Regions from separate parts of the Homo sapiens genome. Here region 2 is linked to region 1. The links are chromatin loops, found by intact Hi-C in ENCODE. Cell type or tissue: PC-3. All regions are shown on one strand.

Region 1 (2,500 bases):
TTCTCATGGATAGTTCAGGCCATTCTTTTAGAATGTAGGAGAGGTTAAACATAAGCTATGGAAGGAAAAGCATTCAGTGCTGGTGCTCAGCACTGGGGCTGGTTATATGACTATTAAAGTTTACACAGTTTGATCCTGAGGTTAGTAATCCATTTTCTTCTGAATGAATTCAATGACTTTTATGGAATTTCTTTCAAGTTTTAAATCTTTTACTTTACCTTCTTTATGCTTAAAGACATTTTTATTTTCACCGTGAAATAGCTTTCTTACCAAATAATACAGTGTGTGGCTAATTTACCCTTCAGGGTCCTTAAATTAACTAAAGTTCATTTTTTGTTCAATTTTCATAGGAGAAAATTATTGCACAAATTTTGCAGAAAGGTTCAAAATGTTCTCCTTGGCTGTTTGGAACAATGACATCGAGGAGATTAAACTGCTCAGTAATTCACTGCTTTAGTTATTTCTGGTTGAAATATAATGTGCTATAATGTACAGTGAGTTGTGTATAGGAAGCAAGGTTGTTTCTTGCGTAATTCTACTCCATTACTATTCCATAGCCTTATATGTAGGATTTCACAAATTCTATGTTGCCCAAACCAGTTCATTTTCTATAGATTCTTGGATATGCAATTTGAAGTATACAAAACCATGCAGATTCTAAGAGTGGTGGACACACATATAAGAAAGATATGATTGTGCAGATGATGGATGTGACTGCAGTCTGAGAAGAAATATTTGCAGCAAGGAATTGTAGTGCTTACTGTGCCAGGCATTGTCTGAGTCATCTAATTCTCACAACACTATAAGGCATCTTCTCCACTTATCTCCATTTTACAGGTGGAAAAACTGGGGCACAGGGAGATTAATCTACTTGCTCAAAGCTGCTGTGCTCGTGCGGGACAGAGAATGACTTGAGTGCAGTAACTCTGTCTCTAGAGTCTCTTCCCCTAGCTACCTATGCAATGCTGCTCAGACAGCAAGAGAAAAAGAGACAGAAAAAAAAAAAGTCTTTTAAAATTAATATTTGTTCACTGAGGGGCAACGAGTAATAGTCATAAGAGTTTAGTTGAAGAGAATTTTCCCATAAACTCAAGAATGCCAAATGAACTTTATACTGATGATGGGTATGTATAATTCTGGGATACAGTGTCTAGGCTACTTGGCCCTTAAAATTAATATTGACTAAATGTTTAATTGTCTGTTCCATTCTAGACATAAAGATCCCATTAATTCACAACATTTTTTTCCATCTCATGTGATGATGTGGCTAATATTATTATGCTAATTATTTCTAGTTGCTTGGTTTCAAAAACTATGAGACCCGATTCAAATGGTGAATGAGAGTCCTTGGCTCCTTTAGGCCACTAGGGTGCTCCATTGCTCTGAATGGCATCTCAGCGTCTGGTTGAGTTTATCCAGAATAAAGTGAAATCACATGAGCATGTTATTCTCTACTCACTGAAAAAGATCAGGAAGACAGGGTCTTGACAAAAAATGCAGTACATCTCAGAAATCTGGAGAAGAAAGTGGAAGACAGCCAGGCCGAATTAACGAAAATCAGACTCAAAATATTTTTTAAAAATTCAGTTTTATTACATTCTGATACAGTGCATCCTTAGCTTATAAGTTATAAACAGGTACTAAAAATGATGTCAACAAAAAAGCTGTAATGTACAGTATTTCTTTGCATATAGTAGGTGGCTATTAAATAGTTGTTTGAGGTAAAATTTACCTATAAAAGAGCAGTTTGACATACAAATCTATTTGATAGAACTAGCTCTTGTGGCATTTTTACTTAATAAGGATCACATAAGCTAAATGGAAGTCACTATTAATTTCAAATATTTTATTTGATTACATAAATATTCTGAATAAGAACATTATGAGTTTGGAGTGAGAGTATTTTATAAACAATTTTTTTACAATATACTTTTATTCCATAGGGCCATTTGTTTACAAAATAATTGTTTTTCAAGTTTTCCTTATGGAAAATTTCAAACATAGACAAAAGTATAAAGAATAGATTAATGAACCTTCTCTGTGGCCCATCCTATTTCATCTCTACTCCTGCCCATTTCCCTCCTCTGGCACTGGATCATTTTTAAGTGCATCCCAATGTCAAATCAGCCAGGCATGGTGGTTCATGCCTATAATCCAAGCCCTTTGGGAGGTTGAGGTGGAAGGATCGCTTGAGCCCAGGTGTTCAGGACTAGCCCTGGCAAAGTAGCTAACCAGGCCTTGTCTCTACAAAAAAAACAATAATGATAATAAAATAGCCAGGCATGGTGGCATGTGCCTGCGGTCCCAGCTACTTGAGAGGCTGAGGTGGGCAGATCGCTTGAGCCTGGGAAGTGGAGGCTACAGTGGCCGTGGTTGCTCCACTACACTCCAGGTTAGACCACAGAGCAATACACTGCCCAGAAAGAAAGAAAGAAGAGAGAAAGAAAGAAAGAGAGAAAGAGAAAAAGAGAAAGAAAAAAAGAAAGAGAAAAAAGAAAAC
Region 2 (2,500 bases), 600 kb after region 1:
AGAATGCAATAGAAATTAGTCGCAGAAATCAATCATGGAGAAAGGAAATGTTCTCAGTGAGGTGTTTCAAATATGCAGCGTACAAGACTTAAGTGGAAGACTCACTTATAAAGTAGCTGACTCGCCCAGCAGAGGCACCCATTTTTATACTTTCCCCTTTCACCTTTCTTGTGGATAAAGCCAGTGTGATGGCTGGAGCTTCAGGAGCCACGTTGGACTATGAGGCACCTTGAAGACAGAAAGGTGTGCACTGAAAATGCTAAAGCTGAATGACGGTGGGAAGGTGGGTCCTGGGAAGTGATGGAAACCCCGTGCCAGCCTTGGAATGCCCACATCTGTCTAGTTTCATCTGAGAGAATAAAACATTATATATGTTCCAGCCATTGTTGTTTTGGCTTTTCTGCTATATATAGTTAAAGGTTTCCTATACATATATCAGAGAACCATTGGGATTCAATTTTAGTCACTTATTATAATTCAACGAATGCACTTTACTTCTCTGAGCAATGTTATGCCTTCATAAAGCCAATAAAACAGCGTAATTGTTGAAGAAATTGTGCAAATATAGAATACAATCATTCAAGGCAACCTAGTCTCTTAGCCTGCGAGTGTTCTAGATGTATACAAGACAAATGCATTCATTCAAATATTCAACAAATATTTGTTGAGTACCTACTACTATGTGTCGTGTATTGTGTTAGGTTCACTAAAACACAGTAGGAAAGAGCTGGAATTGGAATAAATGCTTTGAATTCTGACTCACTGCTTATTAGTTGTGACCCTGAGCAAGGTGTTTAACCTTTCTGAGCTTCAGTTTTCTTAATAGCACTTAGTTCTCAGAGGTGTGTGAATATGGAATGAGAGGTAGATAAATGTCTGAACAGAGTTGCTCAGCGGTTACAGTAACACAGTTTTGCTAGCTACCATGTCTGCAATGTGATCCTTTCCATCAAGGAGCCCCCTCGTGGGAGAAACACAGATAAACAGATAATACAGTGAAACTTGGAAGGTGCCGTAACAGAAGGGTAAGCAGAGTGGTTTGAGAATCTGGAGAAGTGGGTCACTAGCTCTGTTTAGGTGAGTTGAAATCAGGTTGCATTATAGTCATTGGAAGCATTCACTGGATATTTCCAGTTTTCCTTCTCCTGACACATGGTAGAGTTGTCTTGAAGAGTCAGTACAAGTCTCTAGATGAAGAAAGAGGTTTCAACACTCTAGGGCAAATGAAATTTTTATGCAAAGCCGAGTCATAAAAGGATTAAAATTTGGTGATAGGATCAGTGCAACTGTGACCAACGCTGGGTTCATGGGGTGGTAGAAGGCAGAAGGTGAGTCTGGTTAGGTAGATAGGGTTGTATATTTAGGGCACCTTTGTGCAAGGTGAATTTCCCCAGAGTAATTTGAACTTGAAAACCACTCATCAAAATCTCCTGATTCAATAAATAAGAAGGCTGGAGAAATGTCACAAACTTCTTTGGAAAGGCGTATGGGACCTAAGAGTGATCTACATAGCCAATTTGTTGCTCATCTATAAAGACAACAGGCAAATTACCTCTCAAATATGAGAGAGCTCAGGGAACAGAGCATATTAAAAAGTGTCTGGAAAGAAGTTTTGAGTTGTTTGTTTTCAGTAACAAAATCCAAGCAATTAATAGATGGTTAAAAAATAAGCATGTTCAAAGAACGGGTGGCATGAAATGGATCAATGTAAATGAAGGATAAGTATTTTAAACTCATAGGAATTACATTACAGAAAAAATGTATTTTTTTACCTTGAAAATGCAGAAAATAATGTAACTGACAAATGTTAAGGTGGGGAAAAAGGAGAAAGGAGAGGTGAATGGAAATGAGATGATGAATGTCCTCAGATTTCAAAGGAAGAAGTGAAGCAATGCTGTATAGCATTTAAATGGTATTTTTAAAAATGCTTCTAACTTGTTGCATACCTTTCCTCAAGGGATCTTTTAGGAAATAGTAACTCTTGGTAGATAAACATTTGTTTTTAGGTTCAGCAATTCTTTGTCTTTTCATTTTATGTTCTCCTCCTTACTTGAGCTAGGTGCACTTTATGTGCTCTAGGAAGGCTTAGGTGCAGACACAGGGAGGGGTGGAGCGGGAGGGACAGGGCCTTGAAGATGTGTCTGGGGAATTAGGCAGAAGCCAGTTCATATAGTGCCTTATGTCTCAGGCCTACCACGTTCAGGAACTTTGACTTTTCCTAAAAGATAATGGGTGAGTGGGGAGGAAGGAGAATTTGAATTATACATGCATTTATTTTTTTTTTCTTTTTTGAGACAGGATCTAGCTATATTGTGCAGTTTGGCCCCCAACTCTTGGGCTCAAGTGACCCTCCCAACTTAGCCTCCTAAGTAGCTGGGACTACAGGTGCCAGCAAGAGGGCCCGGCTATTTGATAAAGATCACTTTGTCACTTTGGCTGTCCTGTATTTAAAAACCTCTTTAAGCAACATGATTTAGAGCTGCTCTATCAGCATGATCTT

The links. Peaks named below come from ENCODE experiments on the same cell type or tissue, not always from the same donor. Only the 100,000 strongest peaks of a DNase experiment are listed, where the experiment ranks them.
Region 2: a loop joins it to region 1, with 5 times the contacts of the local background. A loop is called at or near these places in 4 of 110 quality-filtered maps.

What each region holds. Positions count from the first base shown.
Region 1 is chr13:109,144,376-109,146,875 of GRCh38, forward strand. The region is part of intron 32 of MYO16 (myosin XVI); the gene reads left to right. Among named protein-coding and RNA genes, the nearest start is that of MYO16-AS1, 22 kb to the right of the region's middle. In PC-3, a CTCF peak has its summit at 1,367; a DNase peak (open chromatin) is centred at 1,376; H3K27ac peaks cover 1,043 bases.
Region 2 is chr13:109,746,759-109,749,258 of GRCh38, forward strand. No RefSeq gene overlaps it. Among named protein-coding and RNA genes, the nearest start is that of LINC00676, 20 kb to the left of the region's middle. In PC-3, a CTCF peak has its summit at 963 (motif pointing left); no DNase peak of the experiment used is centred here.